Regions from separate parts of the Homo sapiens genome. Here region 1 is linked to region 2. A link is an interaction called in ENCODE POLR2A ChIA-PET data of the cell type or tissue named here. Cell type or tissue: GM12878. All regions are shown on one strand. Links, peaks and the distances in the headings refer to the core of each region. The heading gives the core; the rest is flanking DNA. Region 1 overlaps THAP8 (THAP domain containing 8). Region 2 has its middle 8.3 kb from the start of ZBTB32.

Region 1 (15,288 bases), core at 7,103-9,602, 350 kb after region 2:
TGTGCCCACCACAATGCTAATTTTTGTGTTTTAGTGAGACAGTCTTACCATGTTGTCCAGGCTGGTCTTGAACTCCTAGGTTCAAGCGATCTGCCCACCTTGGCCTCCCAAAGTGCTAGGATTACAGATGTGAGCCACTGCATTTTTTAAAAATTAACCTTGTAGCAGTCAGGCATGGTGGCTCACTCCTGTAATACCAGCATTTTGGGACGCCAAGGCAGGTGGATCACGAGGTGAGGAGATCGAGACCATCCTGGCTAACACGGTGAAACCCTGTCTGTACTAAAAATACAAAAAATTAGCTGAGCGTGGTGGCGGGCACCTGTAGTCCCAGCTACTTGGGAGGCTGAGGCAGGACAATCGCTTGAACCTGGGAGGCAGAGGCTGCAGTGAGCCGAGATTGCACTACTGCACTCCAGCCTGGGCAACAGAGCGAGACTCCGTCTCAAAAAAAAAAAAAAAAATTAACCCTGTAGCTCCAGCTCAAAGGGTCATAGTGAGTTTTCAGCTCACTATGTTATAACTCTGTGTCTGGCAGACAATAAGAGCTTCTCAAATATTAAGTATTTAGTATTAGTAAATGGAGCAATCATTACTCAGCTCCAACCAATAGTTGCTTGGCATTGCCAGATTTTGTTTTTCAGGAAAACCTAGAAATTTGTTTTAATTTTCTGTAGAGACAGTGCTTGCTATGTTGCCCAGGCTGGTCTCGAACTCCTGGCCTCCAGCAATCCTCCTGCCTTGGCCTCCCAAAGTGTTGGGATTACAGGCGTGAGCCACTGAGCCCGGGAAAGCCAGAAATTTGGAAACACGGCTGAATGTTCTGATTTTTGAATAGGGGATCCTAGACAAAATGAAAACACACTGCAGGCCAGGCCACCACCCATGGATGGGGCTGCCAGGCTGGGGTGCCACTCACCAGGCGCTGCAGACCCCGGCGTGCCCGTGCCAGCAGGCTCTCCCCGTGTAGCTGCTGTGCCAGCCGTTCCAGGGCCTGCAGCTGCGCCTGGTGCCGCTCCTGGCACCGTTGCAGCCTCCGCACCCGGCGTTGCAGTGCTCCCAGCACTGGGCCCAGCCCGGTCTGGGCCTGTTGGGCAGGGACTTCAGGTTGTGACCGCTCAGGAGTTGGCGCAGGGGCCAGGGGGGTCAGGAGCATGGTGGCCACAGTCTTGGGGCTCCCCGATGTGGGGCCCAGCACCACTAGGCGCACTGGGCCAGAGACTGGGATGGCAGGGCTCTGGGGCAGGGGTGTATTCTTCTGTAGGGGAGGCGGCGGCGAGACTGGCTTCTGGGTGCTTCGGGTCCTCCGCTGACTCTGGAAGACAAGGCATGGGGTGCAGGGGTGCCGTGGTCAGACTTCGACTCAGGAGGAAAGGGATGGAGGGTCTGTTTCCAAGGGGGACTTGCCTAGGTAAGGCCAGACCTCAGGGAGGAAGTGTCGTCAGGAGGGGAGGGCCAAAGTTCAGACTCAAGGAGGGACTTCCCTTAGGCAGGGAGGTCTGGGGGTTGGATTCCAGCAGCAGGACCTCCCAGCGCTCACCTTGGCAGGTGGTCCCCGGGAGAAGATGGAGGGCACTGCATCAGGCCGCAGGTAGCGCACACCCCAGCGCCACTGGAAGCAGGAGGGTGTGAAGTGCTCGCTGCACAAGTGCTGGTGGCAGCTGGGCACCCAGTGCTCACAGCCCATGTGCTGCAGCCAGGCCTGCAGCCGGGGACCATCCTTCAGTGGGAACCTGCATGGGTGGTTGGGGGGCTGGGTCAGTGCTACGAGGTTCAGACTTATCCCTCCCAGAGGATACCCACCCTGGAGGTCTCTGGGCTCCAAGCCTGTGCCTCCCTAGGGCTAGGAAGTAGACCTGTCTTGTGCCCAGGCTTTCTCTATCTCATACACACAACCACAACCCTTTTTTCAGCTTCATCTTTTAGTAGTAGTATTTTGTGAGACGGGGTTTCGCACTTGTCACCCAGGCTGGAGTGCAATGGCGCGATCTTGGCTCACTACAACCTCCGCCTCCTGGGTTCAAACGATTCTTCTGCTTCAGCCTCCTGAGTAGCTGGGACTACAGGCGCACGCCACCACGCCCGGCTAATTTTTGTATTTTTAGTAGAGACGAGGTTGCACCATGTTGGCCAGGCTGGTCTTGAACTCCTGACCTCAGGTGATCCACCCACCTTGGCCTCCCAAAGTGCTAGGATTATAGGCATGAGCCACCAAGCCTGGCATTTCTTCTTATTATTATTAATTTGAAAGCTCCACCTTTTAAACACCCAGCATCAGCCCACCTCTGCCCCCTCCACTGCCCCTCCTTCCAGCCTCCTTCCTGGTCTTCCTGCCCACAGTCCCGCCCCTCCACTCCCAATTTGTTCTTCCACATCAACTTGTTGGAGCAGTTTATAAAATCAGACAGTTACGATGTGGGAGATCGTGCAGCCAAGCGAAAACGTTTCTTCCACACCATATAAATGGGGGTGTGGGGTTTCTGGATTAAGAGAGATTTAAGAAACATCAGCACAAACGCAGGATGTGGACCTTGCCTACAACAAACAATTCAGTAAAAAGACATTTTAAGACAATTGGGGAAAACTGAACATGAACTGGTTATAAGATAATTGTAAGAAACTGGTCAGGCATGGCGGTTCATGCCTGTAATCCTAGCACTTTGGGAAGACGACAAGGTGGGAGGATCGCTTGAGCCCAGGAGTTCGAGACCAGCCTGGGCAACATAGGGAGACCTCGACTCTACAAAAAAAAAAAAAAATTAGCCATGTATGGTGGTACATGCCTGTAGTCCCAGCTACTCGGGAGGCTGAAGTGGGAGGGTCACCTGAGCCTGGGAGGCAGAGGTTGCAGTGAGCCGAGATTGCGCAACTGTACTCCAGCCTGGGTGACAGAGCCAGACCCTGTCTTTAAAAAAAAAAAAAAAAAATTCATTTTGCTAGGTGTGATAACTGTATTGGTTTATACTTCTGAAACAGTCTTCTGTTAGAAATCAGTCTGAAATAATTACGGATAAAAGATCTGATGTCTGGGATTTACTTTAAAATAGTGCAGGACAAAAACTTAGAGGTGTGGGCAGGGCAGGGAAGAAGATTGGCAAAGTGTTGATAACTAGTGACACAGTGATGGATACTGAGGGCTCTACTTTTTGTGTATGCTTGAAAACACCCACTAACAAGTCTTTAAACAACTCAACAACAATAAAACACAAATAACCTGATTCAAAAATGGGCAAAGGACTTGAACAAACATTTCTCCAAAGACATACAAATGGCCAATAAGCACATGAAAAGATACTTGACATCTCCAATCATTAGGAAAACGCAGTATCAGAACCCTGATGAAATATCATCTGACAAACACCAGAACAGCTACTATTGAACAACAACAAAAAAGAGGCCGGGCATGGTGGCTTGTGTCTGTAATCCCAGCACTTTGGGAGGCTGAGGCAGGAGGATCTCCTGAAGGCAGTAGTCCAAGACCATCCTGGGCAATGTAGCAAGACCTTGTCTCTACGAAAAAATATTTTTTAAATTAGCTGGGTGTGGCAATGTGCATCTATAGTTCTATCTACTTAGGAGGCAATGTGGGAGGATTGCTTAAGCTCAGGAATTTGAACGCTGCAGTGAGCTATGATCACACTACTGCATTCCAGCCTGGGTGATGGAGGAGGAGGGGAAGGGGAAGGGGGAGGGAGTAAGAGGGGGAGGAAGAGGAAGAGAAGAACAGTGTGTGTGAGGATGTGGAAAAACTGCTGGAACTCTGGTACACTGCTGGGAATGTAAAACGGTGCTGCCACTGTGGAAAACAATATGGCAGTTCCTCAAACACTGAAAAATAGAATTACCATATGACCCAGCAATCCACTTCTGCTTACATACCCAAAAGAACACAAAACAGGGTCTTGGAGAGATATTTGCACACCTGCGTTCGTAGCAACATAAATCAGGCCTGGCGTGGTGGCTCATGCCTGTAATCCCAGCACTTTGGGAGGCTGAGGTGGGTGGGTCACTTGAGCCCAGGTGTTCAAGACCAACCTGAGCAACAGGTGAAATCTTGTCTCTACAAAAAATAGAAAAATTAGCCAGATATGGTGGCATGTGCCTAGAGGCACAGCTACTCAGGAGGCTGAGGTGGGAGGACTGCTTGAGCCCAGGAGGTTAAGGCTACAGTGAGCCATGATCACATTACTGCACTCTAGCCTGGGCAAAAGAGCGACATGCTGTCTCAAAAACAAACAAACAGACAACAGAAACATAGCAGCATAAATCACAACAGCCAAAAGGTGGAAGTGTCTATCAACAGATACATGGATAAGAAAAATGCTGCATATACATACAATGGAATTTTATTTTATTTAGTCTTTTTTTTGGGGGGAGGGAGGAGATGCAGTCTCACTCTGTCACCCAGGCTGGAGTGCCATGGCGCAATCTCGGCACACTGCAATCTCTGCCTCCTGGGTTCAAGTGATTCTCCTGCCTCAGCCTCCTGGGTAGCTGGGATTACAGGCTCCCGCCACCATGCCCGGCTTATTTATTTATTTTTGCGATGGAGTCTCACTCTGTTGCCCAGGATGGAATGCAGTGGTGTGATCTCGGCTCACTGCAACCTCCGCCCCCTGGGTTCAAGCGACTCTCCCGCCTCAGCTTCCCAAGTAGCTGGGATTACAGGTGCCTGCCACTGCACCTGGCTATTTTTGTATTTTTAGTAGAGATGGGGTTTCACCATGTTGGCCAGGCTGGTGTCAAACTCCTGACCTCAGGTGATCCACCCACCTCGGCCTCCCAAAGTGCTGGGATTACAGGTGTGAGCCACTGCATCTGGCCTGGAATTTTATTTAGTCTTGATCTGACACATGCAACAACACAGATGAACTCTGAGGGCCATTAGGGTAAGTGAAATAAGCCAGTCAAATACTGACGATTTCACTTATATGAGGTAGAACAGTCAAATTCCTAGAGACAGACAGTGGAATGGTGGTTGCCAAGAGCCTGGGGGAGAGGGAAAGAGGGAATTGTCCAATGGGGATAGAGTGTTTTAGGAGAGGAAAAAGTTCTGGAGATTGGTTATACAACACTTAACATTAGTGAATTGTACACTTAATGATCAAAATTGTACACTTAAAAATGATCAAAATGGTAGATTTTATGTGTATTTTGCCACAGGTAAAAATAATTTTAATAGGCCAGGCACGGTGGCTCACGCCTGTAATCCCAGCACTTTGGGAGGCCGAGGTGGGCGGATCACTTGCAGTCAGACCTCAAGTGATTTTGAATTCAAGTTCAAGACCAGCCTGGCCAACATGGTGAAACCCCGTCTCTACGAAAATTACAAAAATTAGCCAGGCCTGGTGGCGTGTCCCTGTAATCCCAGCTACTCGGGAGGCTGAGGCAGAAGAATTACTTGAACCTGGGAGGTGGAAGTTGCAGTGAGTCGAGATCACGCCACTGCACTACAACCTGGGCGACAGAGCAAGACTCCATCTCAAAAAAAAATTTTTTTTGTTTTAAGTTTTAAAAAATAAAAGCTTTCTCAGTGGTTGTGGGTGAGGATTATCTGATGAGGGACCCTCTAAATGTGCCCCACTTCTCCGGTTTCCGGGTGCCACTTATTCCCAGCATCTGCTCTTACCCTCTTAGATGGTAATCCACTCTCTATTTAGACCTGGGCTCAAGGCTACCCATAATAAAGACCTCCTTTTCCAGCCTTATTTGCAGCCAGGGGTGGCCACATGATCAAATGCTGGCCAGTTTGTCCTTAGCAGCTGCCAGAAACTGAGACTGTAAATGTTTATTTCAAGCTGCTAAATTTGGGGATAGTTTGTTATATAGCATTAGATAACTAAGACACATCTCATGCATATCCCATCTTCACAATGTTTTCCATATCTGTGATATTACTTATTTCATATTTTTCTTAAAACTAACCAATTTTAACTATTAAACAAAGATACTTAAAAGAGAAACTTTACATCACAATTGAAAATGGAAAATCAGTATCAATTCCATAAACAAAAGCTAACCATAAAAACATCAGATGCCATTACCTACTGAGGGTTATGAGCCTGAGGCCTGCTCTCTTTCTTTTCTTTTCTTTCTTTTTTTTTGAGACACGGTCTCATTCTGTTGCCCAGGCTAAAGTGCAGAGGCACGATCATGGCTCACTGTAGCCCTGAACTGCTAGGCCCAAGTGATCCTCCCACCTCAGCCTCCCGAGTACCTGGGACCACAGGCATGTGCCACCACACCTGGCTAATTTAAAATTTCTTTTTGTAGAGACAGAGGTCTCACTATGTTGTCCAGACTGGTCTTGAACTCCTGGGCTGAAGTGATCTCCCACGTTGGCCTCCCAAAGTGCTGCGATTATAGGCATGAGGCACCACACCCCACCCCTGCTCTCTCTTTGTTGAAAAGATAGACTAGTGAGTGCTAGAGAATTAGGGACAAAATTCCTACAGGAGAGAGGGTAAACATAGGCACATCCACACAAAAGAATACGATGCAGCTATAAAACAGAATGTAGAGGTACTCTGTGAACTGACATGCTATTGTCAGGCACACATTATGTGAAAAAAAGCAAGGTTCTAAATAGACTATCTCAGCTTTTAGTCATTGTGGTAGCCCCCAAAAGCTATCCATGTCCTAATTCCTGGAAACTGTGACTATTACTTTATTTATTTATTTATTTATTTAATTTATTTTTTTGAGATGGAGTCTCGCTCTGTCACCCAGGCTGGAGTGCAGCGGCGCAATCTCGGCTCACTGCAAGCTCCGCCTGCCAGGTTCACACCATTCTCCTGCCTCAGCCTCCCGAGTAGCTGGGACTACAGGCGCCCGCCACCACGTCCGGCTAATTTTTTTGTATATTTATTTATTTATTTATTTAGAGACAGGGTTTTGCTCTGTCACCCAGGTTGGAGTGCTGTGGTGTGATCTCGGCTCCCTGCAGCATCAAACTCCCCAAGCTCAGGCAATCCTCCCACGTCAGCCTCCCAAGTAGCTGGGACTACAGGCATGTGCCACATGCCCAGCTAATTTTTATATTTCTTGTAGAGATGGGGTTTTGCCTTGTTGCCCAGGCTGGTCTCAAACTCCTGGGCTCAAGCAATCCTCCCACCTCGGCCTCCCAATGTGCTGAAATTACAGGCGTGAACCACTGTGCCAGGCCTGAATATTACCTTATATGACAAAAGATGTGATTAAGTTAAGGATCTTGAGATGGGGAGATTATCCTGGGTCATCCGGGTTGGCCCTAAATGCCACTACAAGTATCCTTTTAATAAGAGGGAGGAGAATATATTACCACAGAAAAGAAGAGAGGGCAATGCAACCATGGAGGCAGAGACTGGAGAGATGTGGCCACAAGCCAAGCACTGCCTGCAGCCACCAGGAACCGGAACAGGCAAAGAAGAGATTCTCCCCCAGAACCTCCAGAGGAGTACAGCCCTGCCGACACCTTGGTTTTGGCCCAGGAAAGCCGATTTGGACTCCTGGCCTCTAGAACTGTTAGAAAATAATTTGTCTTGTTTTAAGCCACCAAGTTTGTTAGAGCAGCATGGGAAACTAATAGTGTAATAAAGGGAGAAATAAGAATGTCTTTCACATTTGCTGGTATTTATATAAAGAAACTATGGTAATGTGGTTTGGCTCTGTGTCCCCACCCAAATCTCATCTTGAACTGTAATCCCCATGTGTCAAGGGAGGGACATGATGGGAGGTGACTGGATCATGGGGGATGTTTCCCCCATGCTGTTCCCATGATAGTGAGTGAGTTCTCATGAGATCTGATGGTTTAAAAGTGGCAGTTCCCCTCTTGCTCTCTCTCTCTCCTGCCCCCATGTAAGATGTTTGCTTTCCCTTCGCCTTGCACCATGATTGTAAGTTTCCTGAGGCCTCCCCAGCCATTCAGAATTGTAAGTCCATTAAACCTCTTTCCTTTATGAATTACTCAGTCTCAGGTAGTTGTTTATAGTAGTGTGAGAACAGACTAAGACACATAGGAAGGACACACAAGAAACTAAAGAGGCTACCAGTGGGGAGGAGGTGGATGGGATGAACGGAGATGGGGAGAGCCAAGACTTCTCAGACAAAGGAAGATGGAGGTGGAGGGGGCAGGTAGCTGGTGAAAGAGCACAGAAAGGCTGACTCAGAGAACAGCAGTGGCACCCAGAGAGCAGAACCCCAGGGCACACAGCCAGGGAGTCTGGCTGCTGCAGTCAGCCTCCCTCTAAGATCCCAATGTTCTCAGCAGCCCCATTCTTCCGGGACACAAACACAAGATCTATTGCAACAGCATTCCCCATTCTTATTGCCACCATCTCCCAGGCAGAATCTGCCAATGGACTACTCGTATCTACTCTCTGCCTTTTCCTTACTAACAGAACTCCAACTTTCTTTGAGGCCACAATGTGTCCTGCTAAAAGACTATGTTTCCCAGGATCCTTTGCAGCTGGCTGGGGCGTGTGACTACCTTCTGGCCAAGGAATGCTTTAGTGTTGTGTGGGATCTCTGGGATGGTGCCTTAAATGGAAGGGACGATCAACAGGATTCAGCAGCTCAAAGAGCAAAGGAAAAAAGTCAATATCCTAAGAAAGGTCTCCTTAATTGGTCTTACTCTCTCTTGTTCCTCTGGATAGCAGCATTTGTAATGGGCAATGTTGCTTTCTAAAAAACTACCTTAAGCAGACAACAAGTGTTCCCCTTTGTATGCAGTCAAATGCTCTACCACTGAGCTATACCCCCATGTTCCCCTTTGTATAAACTATTTTAGTCTTGCTGGTCATCTTGTCCAGAGCATGGGGTGGCATATACTGCTAGAAGTCCTTTTTTTCTTTCTTACTAATGTAACTCAAAATTTCTTCAGGCTGATTAAATGCCCAGTTTTTAAAGACCACAATTCCCAGCCTCTTTTCCAGTTGGGGTGACCAATGATGAAAAGGTGCCATTGAACGGGGTTTCTGGGAAGGCCTTATAAAGGGAGATGATTCAGTTTAGACCTGAACGCTTTTTGCTCTTCCTCCCTTCCCTTTTCCTCCTATAAGGAATGGTGGCAGTGGTGGCTGGGGCACTGGCAGCCACCTTGGATGGAAGCCACAGGCCAAGGATGGAAGCCACAGGCTAAGGATGACAGAGCAGAAAGAGGCCGGGCATGGTGGCTCACACCTGTAATCCCAGCACTTTGGTGGCCAAGGTGGGAGGATCATTTAAGGCCAGGTGTTTGAGACTAGCCTGGCCAACATGGCAAAACCCTGTCTCTACTAAAAATACAAAAATTAGCTGGGTATGGTGACATGCGCCTGTAATTCTATAATTCCAGCTACTTGGGTGGCTGAGGCATGAGAATCCCTAGAACCCAGGAGGTGGAAGTTGCAGTGAGCTGAGACTGTGCCACTGCATTCCAGCTTGGGTGACAGAATGAGACTTTCAAAAAAAAAAAAAAAGAAAGAAAAATAGTGATAGGACCCCTCATTTCTCATGACTGTGGAGCTACTATCCCAGTGCTGGTTTGCCAACCTCTGTACTTTCTGTATATGAGGGAAAATAAACCCTGTAATAGAATGTCTGCTGTCTCTCTCCACATGAGGATTACACATGCCCACTCCATTGACTTGAGGCTTGCTATATACTTGCTCCAGCCAAAAGAATGCCAGTGAAAGTGACACAGGCCACTTCTAAATATGAAATTGACCAAGAGCCACTGGGTGATTCACTCCACTTTCTTTTTTCCTCCTCCTGCAAGACCAGCAATACTCCAAATAGGGATAGTTTATTCAGCCTGAGACCCCAATTAAGATACTGTAGAGTAGGACCACAAATGACCTGCAAAGGACATAGTGTGAGCAAGAAATACACCTTTGGGCCACGTGTGGTGATTCATGCCTGTAATCCCAGCACTTTGGGAGGCTAAAGCAGGAGGACTGATTGAGCCCAGGAGTTCCAGCCTGGGCAACATAGTGGGACTTCATTTCTTTTTTTTTTTTTTTAGACGAAGTTTCACCCTTGTTGCCTAGGCTGGAGTGCAGTGGCGCGATCTTGGCTGACTGCAACCTCCGCCTCCCAGGTTCAAGCGATTCTCCCATCTCAGCCTCCTGAGTAGCTGGGATTACAGGCGTGTGCCACCACGCCTGGCAATTTTTGTATTTTTAGTAGAAATGGGGCTTCACCATGTTGGCCAGGCTGGTCTCAAACTCCTGACCTCAGGTGATCCACTTGCCTCAACCTTCCAAAGTGCTGGGATTACAGGTGTGAGCCACCGCGCCCAGCCCAATGGGACTTCATTTCTACAAAAATTAGAAAAATTTGCCTGACAAGGTGGTGTCTGCCTATAGTCGCAGCTACTCAGGAGGTTGAGGCGGGAGGACTGCTTGAGCCCAGGAGTTTGAGGCTGCAGTGAACCATGATGGTGCTGCACTCTAGCCCAGGTGATAAAGACCCCTTCTTTAAAAAAAAAAAAAAACAAAAAAACAAAAAACACCTTTGTTGTAGTAAGCCACTGAGATTTGAGAAGTTTGTTTGTGCAGCATAACTTAACCACACTGATTCCTATAGACCCCATAATTTGTTTAAGCAACTCTTATTGCAGGACTTTGTTACTACCAAGCAGATACAATTCTAAGTGATAGGTCCCCCATAAGAGATGACCCCATTGCCACTGTCCCTGAAAGGGCCTAAGACAGAGCTAATGAAAGCTAGCCAGGCATGGTGGCACATGCCTGTAGTCCCAGCTACTCAGGAGGCTGAGATGGAGCTGGTCCGAGTGTTGTGGGTTATTGTTAAGCTGATTTAACATTGTCTCCCCACACAACCATGCTTGACTAGCATAAAAATAAAAAAGAAAAATGAAAAAAACAAAAAAAAAGGAGGCTGAGATGGGAGGACTGCTTGAGCCTGGGAGGCTGAAGCTGCATTGAGCCATGATCGCACCACAGTACTCCAGCCTGGGTGACAAAGCAAGATCATGTTTCAAAAAAAAAAAAGAGAGAGTGAACTAATGAGTGTTCCCATTGGCTGCCAAGCAGGATTTCAAGTTATTTCCTGGCAGCCACTTCCCTCAATGTGTCTCATCTTATCTCTCACCTGGCATCCATGCCCTCTCCTAAGCCTCTTTTGGAAACTGCTTCTCATCTAACTCTTAACTAAGTGGCTTCTGCAAGACTGACTCAGGGGTAGGCCCTGAGGTGGAAATGGGCTAGTCACTAGCGGGTGCCAATGAAGACATGAAGTGATTTTTATACAGTCATCTGGCTGCTATATACAGTCGTCATCATTTTCCTCCTTATTATACATACAAAGCACTTAGAACAGTGCCTGGCATAAGGTAAATACTAAGTAACTATTGTTGTTGTTATGAGAGAGGTAAGAGTGGAAACGGGCCAGGCACGGTTGCTCACGCCTGTAATCCCAGTACTTTGGGAGGCCAAGGTGGGTGGATCACCTGTGGTCAGGAGTTCAAGACCCACCTGGCCAACATGGTGAAACTCCATCTCTACTAAAAATACAAAGAATTGGCTGGGTGTGGTGGTGTGCACCTGTGGTCCCAGCTACTCAGGAGGCTGAGGTAGGAGAATCACTTGAACCTGGGAGGCAGAGGTTGCAGTGAGCCGAGATCATACCACTGCACTCCAGCCTGGGCGGCAGAGCAAGACCCTGTCTCAAAAAAAAAAAAAAAAAAAAGATGATGGCAGCCTGGACTACATGATGACAGTGGATGTGATGAGAAGTAGTCTGGGAATGTGTTTTCCTTATTTCTTATTTATTTATTTTGAGACAAGGTCTCACACGGTTGCCCAGGCTAGAGTACAGTGGCACAATCACAGCTCACTGCAGCCTCGGCTCCTGGGATCCAGTGATTCTCTCACCTCACTGTCTCATGTAGCTGGAACTACAGGTGTGTACCACCACGTCCAGCTAATTTTTTACATTTTGTAGAGATGGGGTTTTGCCACGTTGCCCAGGCTGGTCTCAAATTGCTGGGCTCAAGCGATCCTCCTGCCTCGACTTCCCAAAGTGCTGGGATTACAGGTGTGAGCCACCACGCCCAGCCTATCTTTCCTTATTTGTTAATGATTTATTTAGGAATTTCTCATTTGTGTTTATAACTGTCTTGTCAAGGTGTTAGAGATTTTGTTGTGGTTGTTGCAGGATGGAGAAATGTCTTGAGGGTAGAGCCAAAGGGTGGGTTAATGGACTAGCGGTGAATGAAAAGGAAGGATCATGGGTAACTCCCAGGTCACGTACTCAGTTCCTCAATGTTTGATCCCTCACCTATCCATGAGCTCTGTCATGGCAGAAACAAGATCTGTCAGGATTCTTTGTGTCCAGCAGGGGCTTACTTGCTTCTCCAAGAAATACTCAAAAAGTTGCTGAATTAATCAATGTTGCCAGAGTCATACACAGGCTTAAAGTCCCTTTGGCCCTACACCAGGGTCCCTCAAAGGATCCGTGACACATGGACTGCTGGCTTTCCTGGAGAGCCCATCTGAAAGGCATTCACCAAATCCACCCAACGAATCTTTACTAAGAACCTACTATGTGCCAGGCAATATTCTAGAGGTTGGAGACACAAACAGGAGGAAAGAAGAAAGACAAAGAAAGACAAAACCTCTGGCTTGATTGAACTGATATTCTAGTGGGGGAGATAATGAATGAATACATCGAAAACGCAATATGCAGACAGTGATGTGTTAAAGAGAAAAATAAAGCAGGAGACAGAGAGAATCGTGTGTGTGTTTGGGTGTCAGTTACAGTTTTCCATAGGGTGGTAGTCATAAAGGCAAGAACTTTGAAATCAGAGGGAATCACACAGGCAAAGTCCCCAGGGCAGCAACATGCCTGCCACACTACAGGAACATGAAGTAGGCCAGTGTCACTGGTGTGAAGGGCAGGAGGAAAGAGATGAGGTCACACTGGTATCAGGGAACCAGCTCTGTAGGACTTTGCAGGCCTGCTTTCTACCTGTTCCAGCCTCACTTTATTTTTTATAGTGAGGTGGGAGTCACGGAAGGGATCTGGGCAGAGGAGGGCGCTGATCTGACTCAGGTGTTCACAGGCTCCCTCTGGCTGCAAGCAGGGAACAGACTGGGGGTGACGGTGGGAGCAGGGAGACCAATGAAGAGGCTGCTAAAATAGTCCAGTCTGGAGGTGATAATTGCCAGGAGCAGGATGCAGGAAGAGGAGAGGGTTAGAAGTGATCAAATTCTGGACAGTTTGTAAAGGGAGAGCCAACTGGATTTGCTGAGGGACTGGATGAGGAATGTGTCCTAGCCCACTTAGGCTAAGACCACCAGGGACAAACCTGTAGTCCAGCACTGTCAGATTTATTTACAATGGCAATGGGAGAGTCTGCACACTAGAGATACCATAGGCCAGGGGTCCCCAACTCCCAGGCTACAGACGGGTACCAGTCTATGGCCTGTTAGGAATAGGGCCACACAGCAGGAGGTGAGTGGCAGGCAGGTGAGCGAGTGAGAGAAGCTTCATCTGTATTTACAGCCACTCCCCACTGCTCGCATTACCACCTGAGTTCCGCCTCCTGTCAGAGCAGCAGCAGCATTAGATTCTCACAAGAGTGTGAATCCTATTCTGAACTGTGCATGTGAGAGATCTAGGTTGCCCTCCATTTTTTTTTTGTTTGTTTGTTTTTTGGGTTTTTTGGTTTTTTTTTTAGATGAAGTCTCACTCTGTCGCCAGGCTGGAGTGCAGTGGCGCAATCTCGGCTCACTGCAACCTCTGCCTCCTGGGTTCAAGTGATCCTCCTGCCTCAGCCTCCCAAGTAGCTGGGATTACAGGCATGTGCCACCACACCTAGCTAATTTTTGTATTTTTAGTAGAGACAAGGTTTCGCCATGTTGGCCAGGATGGTCTCGATCTCCTGACCTCGTGATCTGCCCGCCTTGGCCTCCCAAAGTGCTGGGATTACAGGCATGAGCCACTGTGCCTGGCCAGTTGCCCGCTTTTTATGAGAATCTAATGCCTGATGATCTGAAGCGTTTCATCCCAAAACCATTCCCCCAACCCTATCCCATCCGTGGAAAAACTGTCTTCCACAAAACCAGTCCCTGGTGCCATAAGGGTTGGGGACCACTGCCATAGGCCCTATGGGCCTTTGTTTTGTGAGGGAGTCTCAACAAACAGAGTTATTTTTTAGGTGAAATGTAAACTAAGCAGTGTTCAGATTGCCTCAAAGCAAATCAGAACTGTGTGTAAAGGGATCAATATCAGGTCCGGATGGTGAAGTGGGCCCAGGGTTTGTCTTCTCAGATGCAATAAAGTTTACATAGATGTAGAATATTGTGTCCTTATCTGAAGCTCCAAACCTGGATTGTAAATAGGGACTGCTTTTCTGTGTCAAAGTGACTTAGCTCCTCCAAGCAAAAGTGAGATGTTTCATTCTTACTTGATGTGATTTCAAACAGCAAAGTTTGTGATCATCTCTGACTTTAGACAACCAAAGTTTCCTACTAAGAAAGCAGTAGACACTCAAAGGATGGGAATTCTGCCACTTTACATCTGCAGTATGTCCAAGAGAAATATTTTTTCCTGGCTGGGTGCAGTGGCTCACGCCTGTAATCCAAGCACTTTGGGAGGCCGAGGCAGGAGGACTGCTTGTGCCCAGGAGTTTGAGACTAGACTGGACAACATAGGGTGATCCCATCTCTCTCTTTAAAAACAAAATTTTTTTTTTTGAGACGGAGTCTCACTCTTGTTGCCCACGCTGGATTGCAGTGGCCTCATCTTGGCTCACTGCAACCTCTGCCTTCTGGATTCATGCGATTCTCCTGCCTCAGCCCACGGAGTAGCTGGAATTACACGCATGAGCCACCACGCCCATCTAATTTTTGTATTTTTAGTAGACACGGGGTTTCACCATGTTGGCCAGGCTGGTCTCGAACTCCTGACCTCAGGTGATCTGCCCGCCTCGGCCTCCCAAAGTGCTGGGATTACAGGCGTGAGCCACCAAGCCTGGCAAAAAAAAAAAAAAAAAAAAAAAAAAAAAAAAATTTAAATTATCCAGGCATGGTGGCGCGTGCCTCTGGTCCCAGCTACTTGGTAGGGTGAGGTGGGAGGATCACTTGAGCCCGGGAGGTCGAGGTTGCAGTGAGCTGTGATCGTTCCACTGCATTCCAGCCTGGGCGACAAAGCGATCTTGTCTCAAAAAAAAAAAAAAAAAAAAGCAAAGAAATGTTTTTTCCTAGTAATTCTTCCACCAACTGGCTTATGTCAGCCAGATAAATAAGGAGACAGATCTTTTACAGTCGAAGCTAATTCTGACTTTCCCAAGTATGACGAAAG
Region 2 (15,288 bases), core at 6,983-9,482:
CGGGTGCAGTGGCTCATGCCTCTAATCCCAGCACTTTGGGCAGCCCAGGCGGGTGGATCACAAGGTCAGGAGTTCAAAACCAGCCTGGCCAATATGGTGAAACCCCGTCCCTACTAAAAATACAAAAATTAGCTGGACGTGGTAGCATGTGCCTGTAGTCCTAGCTGCACAGGAGGCTGAGGCAGGAGAATCCCTTGAATCCAGGAGGTGGAGGTTGCAGTGAGCCAAAATCGTGCCACTGCACTCCAACCTGGGCAACAGAGCAAGACTACGTCTCAAAAACAAAACAAAACAAAACAAAACAAAAGAATGTTTGTGGAGTTTATGCCAATTGATATGCATAAAATCAGTTTTTTTCCTTTATTATTATTATTTATTTTTTGAGATGGAGCCTTGCACTGTTGCCCAGACTGGAGTGCAGTAGTGCCATCTCGGCTCACTGCAACCTCCACCTCCCGGGTTCAAGTGATTCTCCTGCCTTAGCCTCCCAAGTAGTTGGGATTACAGGCACCCGCCACCACGCCCAGCTAAGTTTTTGTATTTTTAGTAGAGATGGGGTTTCACTATGTTGTTCAAGCTGGTCTCAAACTCCTGACCTCATGATCCACCCACCTCGGCCTCCCAAAGTGCTGGGATTACAGGCGTGAGCCACCGCGCCCGGCTATATATTTTTTTAAGACAGAGTCCCATTCTGTCACTCAGGGTGGAGTGCAATGGCAGGATCATGGCTCACTGCAGCCTCAACCCCCCAGACTCAAGCGATCCTCCTGCTTCAGCCTGCCAAGTAGCTGGGACTACAGGTGCATAACACTATAACTGGCTAATTTTTAAATTTTTTGTAGAGACGGAATTTTGCTGTATTGCCCAGGCTGATCTCAAACTCCTAAGGCTCAAGTGATTCTCCTACTTCGACTTCTCAAAGTGCTGGGATTATAGGCATGAGCCATTGTGCCTAGCTAGTTTTTTCCTTTAAAAACCACACTGCTGACCAGGCGCAGTGGCTCACGCCTGTAATCCCAGCACTTTGGGAGGCCAAGGCAGGAGGATTACCTGAGGTCAGGAGTTCGACACCAGCCTGGCCAACATGGTGAAACCCCGTCTATACTAAAAGTACAAAAAAATTAGCCGGGTGTAGTGGTGCACACCTGTAATCCCAACTACCCAGGAGCTGAGGCACGAAAATCCCTTGAACCCGGGAGGCGGAGGTTGCAGTGAGCTGACATCATTCCACTGGACTCCAGCCTGGCCGACAGAGCGAGACTGTCTCAAAAAAAAAAAAAAAAAAAAAAACCCTGCAAAAGAATTTAATGGCATGAAAAAAATGCTTGGGAAATTGTGACATGAGAAAAACAGATTACAATGTAGCATGCCAAGTATGATTCCTTCCCTGATAAAAATATAAATATGTGCATGTTTGCATTTTTTTTAAAAGAAAGTCTTCCAAAGGTTATTGAGGAAGAGGACACATTTGCAGGGGATCTTTACTTCATTCCTTGGACATTTTGGTATTTTGCAAATATTTTATGATGACTATTGCCTTTGTCCTCTAACAAAAAATCAAGAAATATATCTTAGTTAAAATGTCCCTGCTGGACATAAAATGTACATTGAGAAGAGAATTATCCTACTAAATATTTTCAAACTTTATCTGAGCAGTTAAGGTGTCCGGAATTGGTGGGTTATTGGTCTCACTGACTTCAAGAATGAAGCCGCGGACCCTCGCGGTGAGTGTTACAGCTCTTAAGGTGGCGTGTTTGGAGTTTGTTCCTTCCGATGTTCGGATGTGTCCGGAGTTTCTTCCTTCTGGTGGGTTCCTGGTCTCGCCGGCTCAGGCAGGAGTGAAGCTGCAGACCTTCGCGGTGAGTGTTACTGCTCATGAAGGCAGTATGCACCCAAAGAGTGAGCAGCAGCAGGATTTATAGCAAAGAGCAAAAGAACAAAGCTACCACAGCACGGAAGGGAACCCCAGCGGGTTGCCGCGGCTGACTCGGGCAACCTTCTTTTATTCTCTTATCTGGCCCCACCCACATCCTGCTGATTGGTCCATTTTACAGAGAGCCGAGTGGTCTGTTTTGACAGGGTGCTGATTGGTGCGTTTACAATCCCTGAGCTAGACACAAAGGTTCTCCATGTCCCCACTAGATTAGCTAGATACAGAGTGTCCACACAAAGGTTCTCCAAGTCCCCACCAGAGTAGCTGGATACAGAGTGTCGATTGGTGCATTCACAAACCCTGAGCTAGACACAGGATGCTGATTGGTGTGTTTACAAACCTTGAGCTAGATACAGAGTGCCGATTGGTGTATTTACAATCCCTGAGCTAGACATAAAGGTTCTCCACCTCCCCACCAGACTCAGGAGCCCAGCTGGCTTCACCCAGTGGATCCCGCACTGGGGCTGCAGGTGGAGCTGCCTGCCAGTCCCACGCCGTGCGCCCGCACTCCTCAGCCCTTGGGTGGTCGATGGGACTAGGTGCCGTGGAGCAGGGGCGGCGCTCGTCGGGGAGGCTCAGGCCGCACAGGAGCCCACGGGGTACGGGGAGAGGGGAGGCTCAGGCATGGCGGTCTGCAGGTCCCAAGCCCTGCCCCGCGGGAAGGCAGCTAAGGCCCGGCGAGAAATTGAGCACAGCAGCTGCTGGCCCAGGTGCTAAGCCCCTCACTGCCCGGGGCCGGCGGGGCCGGCCGGCCGCTCTGAGCGCGGGGTCCACCGGGCCCACGCCCACCCGGAACTCGGCGCTGGCCCGCAAGCACCGCGCGCAGCCCCGGTTCCCGCCTGCGCCTCTCCCTCCACACCTCCCCGCAAGCTGAGGGAGCCGGCTCCGGCCTTGGCCAGCCCAGAAAGGGGCTTCCACAGTGCAGCAGCGGGCTGAAGGTTCCTCAAGTGCTGCCAAAGTGGGAGCCCAGGCAAAGGAGGCGCCGAGAGCGAGCGAGGGCTGTGAGGACTGCCAGCACGCTGTCACCTCTCAGTAAGACAGGTCAGGGCTGGGCACAGTGGCTCACGCCTGTAATCCCAGCATTTTGGGAGCTGAGGCAGGAGGATTGCTTGAGGCCAGGATTTCCAGACCAGCCTGGCCAACATAGTGAGACCTCATCTCTCCAAAAAATTTAAAAATTAGCTGGCCATAGTGGTGCGCACTTGTAGTAACCGCTAGTCGGGAGGCTGAGGTGGGAAGATCGCTTGAACCCAGGAGGTAGGGGCTGTAGTGAGCTGTGATGGTGCCACTGCATTCCAGCCTGGGCAATAGCAAGACCCCGTCTCAATAATAATAATAATAGGCCAGGACTTGCTAGATGGGAGGCCGGGGTTTGACCTGACCTCTGACCTCTGGGCAGTCAGGTAGGTAGGCCGCCATCTCTGACCCACATCTGCCACTTGGCTTTCGGGCTCCATCCTACCATATACCTGCAGAGTGTGGCTCAGTCAGACCGGCAGCAGCGTGGCCTCACCCAGGCGGGCCTGCCTGCAGGACAGGTTTGTCCGCCCCAGCCCCCAAACTCAGAGGCCGGCTCCTGTGGGTAAGAGGGGAGCAAAGAGGTCAGGGCTATGTCAGGGCCCGGACCCCTTGAGGGACAGGCAGCCATTTGATGGCTGTTCCCCCCACACCCCAGGTGACTGCATCCCTCCTCAGCCTCTAACCCTCCACGGCTCTCCAGCGCCCTCCTCACCTCGCACTGAGGGCCCGTGTGGCTTGGCCCCTTGCCACCTCTCCAGGTATCTCTTTCTCTCTCTTGCTCCACTGAGCCAAGCTCTCTCTCTCACCATCTGAGATCACAGAATGGAAATAAGAAACTGTGTTATATAGCAATCAAGCCAGGCACATGCCTCTGACTACATCCACTTTTGCTTACACTCCTTCCATGAGGGCAAGTTGGTTCTTTTTTTTTTTTTTTAACTAAAACGTAAAAACACACACCCCTGCCCTTTCCTCAGGTGTCCCACGCCCACCAATTCCTCCTCTCTGGTCCCCGCGTCCTTGGCTGGTGTTAGAAAAATGGCTACAAGCTTCCTGGGAATCAGATAATAAAGCTTACAGGAACTCTTCCCAGATTTAAAAGAGCTTAATAAATAAATAAATAAAGCTTACCTTCTAGAGGGGAAAATAGATAAAACCAATAAGAAAAACACATGTTAGAGGCTAATAAGTGCTAAGGAGAAAAATAAAAGAATGAAAGACAAAACAAAAACCTAGCCGGGCGGGGGGGCGCGGTGGCTTACGCCTGTAATCCCAGCACTTTAGGAGGCCAAGGCGGGAGGAACGCTTGAGGAGTTCGAGACCAGCCTAGGCTACATAGTGAGACCCTGTCTCTACAAAACAATAAAAAAATTTTTAAAAATCGCTGGCCATGGTGGCAAGCACCTGCATCACAGCTGCTCAGGAAGCTTAGGCAGGAGGATCACTTGAGTATGGCAGTCGTCGCTGAAGTGAGCCAAGATGGCACCACTGACTCTGTCAGCCCAGATAACAGTCTCAAAAAAAAAAAAAAAAAAAAGATGACTGGGCATGGTGGTTCACACTTGTAATCCCAGCACTTTGGGAGGCTGAGGCAGGCAGATCACCTGAGGTCAGGAGTTCGAGACCAGCCTGGCTAACATGGCGAAACCCTGTTTCTACTAAAAATACAAAAATTAGCTAGATGTGGTGGCATGTGCCTGTAATCCAAGCTACTCAGGAGGCTGAGATAGAAGAATCACTTGAACCTGGGAGGTGGATGTTGTAGTGAGCCAAGATCGTGCCACTGCACTCCAGCCTGGGTGGCAGAGCAAGACTCCATCTCAAAAAACAAAAACAAAACAAAACAAAGCAAAAAACGGTGAGAGGGCCTGGTGCCCCCTCTGGAATGTTTTTCATTGTCTAGGTTTGACACTGTGCTGTGCCATCACGTGTGGGGCTGGGGAAAGTGCAGATTCCGGGGCACACGCCTGCCCTTGGAGCAGGGATGGAGTCAGCTCCATCTATAGGGTCTGGTCTGGGAGGAGGGAGAGGGTGCTTGCCCAGAGCAGGCTCAGACCCTAAGCCTGAGCCTAGGGAAGGGTGAGCCGACCCTGGAGGCAAATGGACCACAATCCCCCCTCCCCATCAACCTTCACCAGCGATTCCGGGATAAATGACACAGACAGCACTGAGAATTCCATGGTAGTCGTTATTATTACTGTTGTTTTTATTAATAGCAGGGGCCCCATCACTTACCTGTGGGTTATCAATTTATTACCTCTCAGTTCCATTTGTCATCTGGTGCCAGGTTAGGCTTTGTCAATAGAGGGCGCTGGAGAGCCACTGAGGAGCCAGGGCCCCTCTGCCTCACTCCAGGGCTTTGTGTTCTTCCTACTGCGCTGTGACCAGCAGGTGGCTGCTATGCTCCACATTATAGGGAGTGACCTCCACTGCCACCCTCTCCTCCTTCTCCCTCCTCCTCCTCCCTCCTCCTCCCTCCTCCTTCTCCCTCCTCCTCTTCCTTCCTCCTCCTCCTCCCTCTTCCTCTTCCTCCCTCCTCTTTTCTTTCATCCCTCTTCCTTTCTCCTCCTTCTTCCTTCTCCTTCCTTCACCCTCCTCCTCTTCCCTCCTCCTTTTTTCTCTTTCTCCTCCTCTTTCCTCCTCCGCCTTCTTCCTCCTCCTCCTCCTTCTTCCTACCCCTTCTCCTCCCCCTTCCCCTTTCTTTTAAAAGACGGGGTCTCAGCCAGGCACAGTGACTCACACCTGTAATCCCACCTGTAATCCCTCACTTTGGGAGGCCAAGACAGGAGGATCACTTGAGCCCAGGAGTTCGAGGCTGCAGTGAGCTATGGTAGCACCACTGGACTCCAGCCTGGGCAATAGGGGGAGACTTTGTCTGAGAGAGAGAGAGAGAGAAAATGAGAATCGCACCGTGTCGCCCAGGCTGGAGTACAGTGGCAGGACCATAGCTCTCCAGTGCCTTCTTGAGTCTAGCTAGGGACTTGTCACTTAACCCAACAGATCTATTTAAAACATGAAGTAGAATCATTGTTTCTCACAGAATCAGCTGCCTTCTCAGATCCTCTACAAATGGAAACAGAATCATGCAAAACAGGGAAGGTAAAGGGACAAGAAAATGGTCTTTTTGAAGAGCTGCTCCCAGCCCTGCTGGACAAAATGACCAAAATAGGATCCCTGGTATTAAAGTTCCTCTCATAAAAATCCATTCAGAAAATTGAGGACACTTTGGGAGGCTGAGATGTGAGGATTGTTTGAGGCCAGGAGCCTGGGCAACAGAACAAGGCCCTGTCTCAAAAAAAAAAAAAAGAAAAGATACATATATATATATCTGTACCCAGAGTCAAGACAAGCAATATTTGTTGTCTAAAAACAACTCTGGTTCAGGGTACATCAGTTAACTTTTTTTTTTTTTTTTTTTTGAGATGGAGTCTCGCTCTGTGTCCCAGGCTGGAGTGCAATGGTGCGATCTCAGCTCACTGCAAGCTCCACCTCCTGGGTTCACGCAATTCTCCTGCCTCAGCCTCCCAAGTAGCTGGGACTACAGGCACCCGCCACCACGCCCAGCTAATTTTTTGTGTTTTTAGTAGAGACGGGGTTTCAGCGTGTTAGCCAGGATGGTCTTGATCTCCTGACCTCGTGATCCGCCAACCTCGGCCTCCCAAAGTGTTCAGATTACAGGCATGAGCCCCCACACCCAGCCTTTTTTTTTTTGAGACAAGAGTCTTGCTCTGTTGCCCAGTCTGGAGTGCAGTGGTGCAATCTCAGCTTACTACAACCTCCACCTCCTGGGCTCAAGTGATTTTCTGCCTCAGCTTCCCAAGTAGCTGGGATTACAGGCGTGCGCCACCACACCTGGCTAATTTTTGTACTTTTTGTAGAGACAGGGTTTCACCATGATGGACAGGCTGGTCTCGAGCTCCTGGCCTCAAGTGATTCTCCCACCTCAGCCTCCCAAAGTGCTGGGATTATAGGTGTAAGCCACCACGCCCAGCCCAAGACAGATACTTTAAGAAAGTAAACTGGCCAGGACAGTGGCTCACACCTGTAATCCCAGCACTTTGGGAGGCCAAAGCAGGCAAATCACTTGAGGTCAGGAGTTTGAGAGCAGCCTGGCCAACATGGTGAAACCCGGCCTTCACTAAAAATACAAAACTTAGATAGGCGTGGTGGCAGGCACCTCTAAATCCAGCTACTTGGAAGGCCAAAACAGCATCATTTGAACCCAGGAGATGGAGGTTGTAGCGAGCCAAGATCCTGCCACTGCACTGCAGCCTGGGTGACAAAACAGGGCTCTGTCTCAAAAATAAAATAAAATAAAGAAAAAGAAAATAAAGAAGGGAACTTAGGTTAAGTGAGGTCATAAGGGTGGGGCCCTGATCCCTGATGTCCTTATAGAAAGAGACACCAGGAGTGCACACACACGGAGGGAAGGCCATATGAGGTCACAGTGAAAAGGTGGCCTTCTACAAACCAAGGACAAATGCCTCAGGACAAACCAACCCTGCTGGCACCTTGACTTTGGACTTCCAGTCTCCAGAACTGTGAGAAATAAATGTCTGTTGTTTAAGCCCCCTAGTCTGTGATATTTTGTTACACAGCCCTAGCAGACCATTACATTCAGTCTCTTCTTTGCTTCCCACTGTGTCCTTTCTACCAAGCACCATGCCTAGCACATAGTAAGTACCCCCAAAAAGATGCACAAACATCATCGCCTCCTGTGGGAAGCTGTCCCTCACCCTTCTCCACTCCTTCTCCCCTTAGCTTAAGTGCCTCTTCTCAGCTTCAGTTCCTACACTTTCCACTTGGCTCTTGAAGAATATGTTTTGAGGTCTAATTCCTCTCTAGCAGGTGAAATGTTTGAAGGCAGGGGCTGGGTCTTCCCCAGGGCTCAGCACCAATGGCATGCACCATCAGAATTTTTTGTTTTGTTTTTTTGAGATGGAGTTTCGCTCTTGTCACCCAGGCTGGAGTGCAGTGACCCAATCTCAGCTCACTACAACCTCTGCCTCCTAGGTTCAAGCGATTCTTGTGCCTCAGCCTCCTGAGTAGCTGGGATTACAGGCGCCCGCCACCATGCCCGGCTAATTTTTGTATTTTTAGTAGAGATGGGGTTTTGCCATGCTGGCCAGGCTGGCCTCCAACTCCTGACCTCAAGTGATTAGCCAACCTTGGCCTCCCAAAGTGCTGGGATTACAGGTGTGAGCCACTGCGCCTGGCCAGGAGTTTAATAAATATTTGAGTGAAAGTAAGTTTCTTGACCTTGACGCATGGGCCCTAGAGAGCTAGAAGACCTGAATTCTAAGCTTCATTCCTGTGCAACTGTGGACACTGAGCCTCAAATGTAATCATGGTCTGGGGTTTTTCCAGAGATCAAAGCTTGGGGAAAGTCCTTTGTTCTCTGAAAGGTACAGGGTTATTTTCACATCTGTTATGAACACTCGTGCCGTTGAGCTGAGCTCCTGAGTCTTAGTCAGCTGCCTGGCTCCAGGTGGACTTCCTGCTGTACCTCAGATATACTAAGCTCACTCCTGCCTTGGGGCTTTTGCGCTTGCTACTGCTTCTGGGAACACACTGCCCCCAGGCTTTCCCATGATCCCTTAATTTTCAGGGTCTACACCACAGCCAAGGCAGATGACACTGATTGCAAGGAAACAACTCGGTTACAGGGCATTGGGGAACAGAAGAAATGCCACTATTCGGCTCACGCCTGTAATCCCAGCACTTTAGGAGGCCGAGGTAGGTGGATCACAAGGTCAAAAGATCGAGACCATCCTGGCCAACATGGCGAAAACCCGTCTCTACTAAATATACAAAAATTAGCTGGGCGTGGTGGCCCGCGCCTGTAGTCCCAGCTACTCAGGAGGCTGAGGCAGGAAAATCGCTTGAACCCAGGAGGCAGAGGTTGCAGTGAGCCGAGATCGCGCCACTGCACTCCAGCCTGGAGGGCAGACTCCATCTCAAAAAAAAAAAGAAGAAGAAATACCACTGCTCTATTAGTTCATTTAATCCCCTCAATGACTTTGAGAGGTACACACTTTTTTTCTTTTTTTTTGAGACAGGTTCTCACTCTGTCACCCAAGCTGGAGTGCAGTGTTGCAATCATGGCTCACTGTAGCTTCTACCTCCTGGGCTCAGGTGATCCTCTTACCTCAGCCTCCCCAGTAGTTGGGATTACAAGTGTGTGCCACCACACCTGGCTAATTTTTGTATTTTTTGTAGCCATGGGGATTCGCCATGTTGCACAACCTGGTCTTGAACTCCTGAGTCCAAGCAATCCTCTCACCTCAGCCTCCCAAAGTGCTGGGATTACACATGTGAGCTACCACGACCGGGAGTATGTACCTTTTTTTTTTTTTTGAGATGACGTCTCGCTCCGTCACCCAGGCTGGAGTGCAGTGGTGCAATCTCAGTTCACTGCAACCTCCCCCTCCCAGGTTCAAGCGATCCTCCTGCCTCAGCCTCCCGAGTAGCTGGGATTACAGGTGCCTGCCACCACACCCAGCTAATTTTTGTATTTTTAGTAGAGATGGGGTTTCACCGTGTTGGCCAGGCTGGTCTTGAACTCTTGACCTCAGGTGATCTGCCTGCCTCGTTCTCCCAAAGCGCTGGGATTACAGGCATGAGCCACTGCACTCAGCCACTCAGCCCTTTTTTTTTTTTTTTTTTTTTTTTGAGACATAGTCTCACTCTGTTGCCCTGGCTGGAGTGCAGTGGCATGATCTCAGCTCACTGCAACCTCTGCCACCTGGGTTCAAGCGATTCTCACGCCTCAGCCTCCCGAGTAGCTGGGATTACAGGCTTGTATTTTTAGTAGAGACAGGGATTCACCATGTCGGCCAAGCTGGTCTCGAACTCCTGACCTCAGGTGATCCGCCCACCTCGGCTTCCCAAAGTGCTGGAATTACAGGTGTGAGCCACCATGCCTGGCCAATATGTACTATTAATATGCCCATTTATGATATGACCATTTAATATGCCCAGATGAAGAGATTAAGGCCCAGAGGGGTTAAGCAATTTGCCAAAGGTCTCACAACTAGTAAATAACAGGGCCAGGATATGATGCAGACAGTTTGGATCCAGCATTCAGCTACCTAGGCTGCAAGGCTCTCTGCTTCTCAGTGTACAGTTAAGCTTAGTTAGTGTAGGATCTGGCATGGGGAGTTGCTCAATAAGCAACTGAAGGCAGGGGCTTTTTATTTATTTTTCTACTTCTTTCAGACATTTAACTCTCCAAATCTTACAGTCCAACCCCCCAAGCCAAGCCAACAACCCTTCCTATACCATCTTGCCAGAGCCCAGGGTCCCTCACTCCATCTTCTCATGCCTTCCTGGCCCATAAAAAGGATTCAATAATTTGTAGTAATTAGCTGGGCATGTTGGCATGTGCCTGTAGTCCCAGCTCCTCAGAAGGCTGAGGCAGGAGGATCGCCGAGGCTAGGAGTTTGAGGCCACAGTGTGCTACGATCGCACCTGTGAATAGCCACTGCACTCCAGCCTGGGCAACACAGCAAGACCCCATCTCTAAAAAAACAAAACACAGGAAACCTGTATTGTAGACCAGCTTATTAAAACAGAAAGAAAATAACCAGGTGTGGTGGCACATGCCTGTAATCCCAGCTACTCGGGAGGCTGAGACAGGAGAATCGCTTGAACCTGTGAGGCAGAGGTTGCAGTGAGCCGAGATCGTGCCATTGCACTCTAGCCTGGGCAACAGAGTAAGACTCTGTCTCAAAAAAAAAAAAAAGGAAAAAATATGAATAATAAAAAATTGTAGCAATTATCACTAGGGCTTCTCAGTGAGAATCAGTGAGAAACTCCAAAGGTTCTGAGGCTGTAAAGTATATTCCCAACCACCTTTAGGGTCAAAGTTGGGACAAGATGAACTAACTGTAAATAAGGCTTGTTGAGTGAGAGGACTTCTCAACCAATCCAACCCAGGATCTACCAGACAAGCACTTCCTGAAGGTAATGTGGTTCAGGGGTGATCTCCTGGGTCAGGCAGATCTGGGTCTGAATTCCAGCTTCGGTTACTCCTCAGGGAGTAACCGAAGCTGGATCCGCCCGCCTTGGCCTCCCAAAGTGCTGGGATTACAGGTGTGAGCCATCAAGCACCCAGCCGGTTTTTTTTTTTTTTTTTTTTTTGAGATGGAGTCTTGCTGTGTCTCCCAGGCTGGAGTGCAGTGGCGCAATCTCAGTTCACTGCAACCTCTGCCTCCCGGGTTCAAGCGATTCTCCTACCTCAGCCTCCTGAGTAGCTGGGATTATAGGCATGCGCCACCATGCCCAGATAACTTTTGTATTTTTGGTAAAGATGGGGTTTCACCACGTTGGTCAGGCTGGTCTCGAACTCCTGACCTTATGACCCACCCGCCTTGGCCTCCCAAAGTGATTGGATTACAGGCGTGAGCCATCATGCCCGGCCTCGTTTCTTCATCTTTCAAATAGGAAAAACACAGTGTGAGGTGTGATGAAGAACTCAGGCTTGGATTCAGGTCTTGCATCATTCTACTCCTTGCTCAGCCATGGACTAGCTGTGTGAGCTGAGATGAGGAGCTTCACCTCTGTGAGCCTTGGCTGCCTATTCCAATGCGTGTTGGCGTCATTCTGTTTCCTATAGTGGCTGGGGATTCCCTGGGACCATGTGTGTCTGCACTGTGGTCACTGTAGTTGGCAGGATGGAGGCAGTGTATAAAAATGTTTAGGAGCTTAGGCTCTGGAGTCAGACTGCAACAGGCCTAGTTCAAATTCCAGCTCTGACAATTACTCCCAGTGAGATCTTAGGAAAATCAGTTTCTTCTCTGAACCTGTTTTTGTTTTTTTGTTTTGTTTTGTTTGAGACGGAGTCTTGCTCTGTTGCCCAGGCTTGAGTGCAGTGGCGCGATCTCGGCTCACTGCAACCTCTGCCAGGTTCAAGTGATTCTCCTGCCTCAGCCTCCCCAGTAGCTGGGATCACAGGCATGTGCCACCATGCCCAGCTAATTTTTTTTGTATTTTTAGTAGAGACAGGGTTTCACCATGTTGGCCAGGCTGGTCTCGAACTCCTGGCCTCAAAGGATCCACCCGCCTCATCCTCCCAAAGTGCTGGGATTACAGGCATGAGCCACTGTGCCAGGCCAAACCTCAGTTTTTGTATCTGTCAAATGAGAATAATAACAGTAAATATCCGATAGAGTTTACTATGAAGAGTCAATCTGATGATGTAGGTAAAGCACTTAAAACTGGTCTGGGGCCTGGCACAGTGGCTCGTGCCTGTAATCCCAGTACTTTGGGAGTCCAAAGCAGGAGGATCCCTTGAGCCCAGGAGTTTAAGTCCAGCCTGAGCAACATAGTGAGACCATCTCTACAAAATAATAATAATAAATAATAAATTAATTAATTAGTGATGCATGGTGTTGTGCACCTGTAGTCCCAGCGACTTGGGAGGCTAATGTGGGAGGATCCTTTGACCCCAGGAGGTCAAGGCTGCAGTGAGCCATGATCCTGCCACTGTGCTCTAGCCTGGGCAAGAGAGCAAGACCCTATCTCAAAAAAAAAAAAAAAAGCAAAGATATTATGAGACTGATTTTTTAAATACCTTTCTCTAGGCCAGGTGCAGTAGCTCACGCCTGTAATCCCAGCACTATGTGAGGCCGAGGCAGGAGGATCACTTGAAGTCAGGAGTTCGAGACCAGCCTGGCCAACATGGTGAAACCCCGTCTCTACTAAAAATACAAAAATTAGCCGGGCATGGTGGCAGGTGGCTGTAATCCCAGCTACTCGGGAGGCTGAGACAGGAGGATGGCTTGAACCCCGGGAGGTGGAGATTGCAGAGAGCTGAGATCGCACAACTGCACTCCAGCCTGGGCGACAGAGCAAGACTCTGTCTCAAAAATAAATAAATAAATAAATAAATAAATAAAATACCTTTTTGTACATGTCAGTCCATTTTCCCAAAACCAGGGCCAATGTGATCAGACCCCATCCCCATCTACAAAATCAATCCTACTTAATCATAGTGTAGCTTGAAGGTTGGGCTCTCACCACAGCAGGGTTCGAGTTCCAGCAATGCCCGTAACTGCTGCGGGACCCTAAATAAACGACTTCACCTCTTTGACCCTCAGAGGTTAACCTGGCATAGTAATCGCCTCCCTCACGGGGTTATTTAGGTTTCAACGAGTTGATGCACAAGCGTGGCACATGGAAAGGGCTCGGTAAACACGAGGTGCTATTACTCCCACCACAGTGCCAGTCCTTCTCCCTTTTTTACTTTATTTTTTATTTTTATTTTTTGAGATGGAGTCTTGCTCTGTCGCCCAGGCTGGAGCGTAGTGGCGCCATCTCCGCTCACTGTAACTTCCGCCTCTCGGGTTCAAGCAATTCACCTGCCTGGGCCTCCCGAGTAGCTGGGGTTACAGGCATCCCCCACCACGCCCGGCTAATTTTTGTATTTTTAGTAGAGACGGGGTTTCACCATATTGGTCAGGCTGGTCTCGAACTCCTGACCTCAGGTGATCTGCCCGCCTTAGCCTCCCAAAGTGCTGGGATTACAGGCGTGAGCCACCACGTCCGGCCCCTTCCCCCATTTTAGCGGTTTCGCTCCCTATCGGGGCCAGGGACGCCTCAGGCTGTCTCGGTCAGGACCTACAGCTCCGGTTGTTGTCCCAGGCTCTTCCGCGAGGTGCTCTCCTGTCTCCTGACCACCCCCATTCCTCCCCACTCCAGCTCCTCAGCGAGCGGCTGCGAAGGACGCGCACAACAACACTCCGCGCAGCGGGAAGGTACCGAACTCGCATCGCAGCCTGAAACTGCTCAACTAAGCTCCCGCCCCGCTGCTCTCTGGTCAATCTAAAGCGAAGACGAGCCTTAGGGCCAATCAGAAGCGACAGCGGTGGAGTCATGCCCGCCTGCTTGAGGCGCCCTGGCGTCTCATTGGCTATGCTTGAGAACGAATCCCAGGCTAAGCCACTTAGAAAGGAGCGGAGCCAGCCAATCAGCGGTGCAACCGCCGCGGGGGCCGGGCCAGAAGCCCCGCAGACAAGCACCTCGGGAGACTGGCGAGGGGCGAGCTCGCAGCTTGTTAGCCCCGAAGCCCTGCCCAGGGGGAAACCCTGCTGGAGGGAGTCTAACCCCCGGGCCAGTTAATGTTGGGGCAGCGCAATCGGCCGTTCCCTCTGCGGTATGGTTGGAGGTGGGAGTGCTGACACGTCCGCGCGCAGTTACTCCTGGCTGAGCATACAGTCGAGGTGGCAGTGGGAATTGGAAGTGCAAGTGTCACGCTGCCAATCACGGGGCAAGGCACTGCCCCCCTCTTGTGTCTTTCCTGTCCCTGTACACTTCCAGGCTTCCAGGCGAGGCAGAGTGAGCTGTGCCAGCAATCGTGGTGGAGTGGGACAAGAGAGAAAAGGGAGCTGTTCACAGGCACCGAAGCCTGGCTGGCTCTTTTTTTTTTTGAGACGCCGTCTCGCTCTGTCTCCCAGGCTGGAGTGCAGTGGCGCGATATAGGCTCCCTGCAATCTCCGCCTCCCGGGGTTCAAGCGATTCCCCTGCCTCAGCCTGCCGAGTAGCTGGAATTACAGGCGCCCGCCACCACGCTCAGCTAATTTTTGTATTTTTAGTAGAGACGGGGTTTCACCATGTTGGTCATGCTGATCTCGAACTCCTGACCCCAGGTGATCCGCCCTCCTCGGCCTCCCAAAGTGCTGGGTTTTCAGGCGTGAGCCACCGTGCCCTGCCTGGCTGGCTCTTTTATTTTATTTTTATTTATTTATTAGAGACAGGGCCTCACTGTGTCGCCCAGGCTGCAGTGCAGTGGTGTGATCATAGCTCACTGCAGCCTCGACCTCCTGGGCTCAAGCGATCCTACTACCACCTGGACCTCTCAAAGCCCTGGGATTACGGGCATGAGCCACCGTGCCTGGCCTTGGCTTGCTCTTACGGGCCTCCCAGCCAATCAGGTGTGGCGGCAGCCTACACACCCCCTACACACCTCACAGATGGTAAAGGGTTGAGAGAAAGGTGACAGGGTTTGCAAATGGGAGCTACTTAGGGTGGCAAAATAGAAGCAAGAAAGGCAGGTCAGGCACGGTGTCTCACGGCTGTAGTTCCAGAATTTTGGGAGGCCCAGGTGGAAGGATTGCTTGAGCCCAGGAGTTCGAGGCTGCAGTGAGCTATGATTGCACCATTGCACCCCAGCACCGGCAACAGAGGGAGACCCCGTTCATAAAATAAAAATGAAATAATAATTTTTTAAAAAGCCGGGCGTGGTGGCTCACGCCTGTAATCCCAGCACTTTGGGAGGCCGAGGCGAGTGGATCACGAGGTCAGGAGATCGAGACCATCCTGGCTAACATGGTGAA

What was found. ChIA-PET counts read pairs that join two places held together with the same protein. Peaks named below come from ENCODE experiments on the same cell type or tissue, not always from the same donor. Only the 100,000 strongest peaks of a DNase experiment are listed, where the experiment ranks them.
Region 1: POLR2A ChIA-PET joins it to region 2 with 7 read pairs; 2 of 35 experiments call an interaction of 5 or more read pairs at or near these places.

What each region holds. Positions count from the first base shown.
Region 1 is chr19:36,038,404-36,053,691 of GRCh38, forward strand. THAP8 (THAP domain containing 8) reads right to left here. Exons shown (of 4, transcript NM_152658.3): 2 at 1,541-1,733; 3 at 920-1,315. It overlaps LOC101927572 (a long non-coding RNA gene), which reads left to right. Exons shown (of 4, transcript NR_170988.1): 4 at 12,422-12,714. It also overlaps the pseudogene RNY5P10. Among named protein-coding and RNA genes, the nearest start is that of THAP8, 8.2 kb to the right of the region's middle. In GM12878, for the core only: no CTCF peak of the experiment used is centred there; no DNase peak of the experiment used is centred there.
Region 2 is chr19:35,688,659-35,703,946 of GRCh38, forward strand. No RefSeq gene overlaps it. Among named protein-coding and RNA genes, the nearest start is that of ZBTB32, 8.3 kb to the right of the region's middle. RefSeq lists an enhancer at 13,440-13,679. In GM12878, for the core only: no CTCF peak of the experiment used is centred there; a DNase peak (open chromatin) is centred at 8,413; H3K27ac peaks cover 2,075 bases.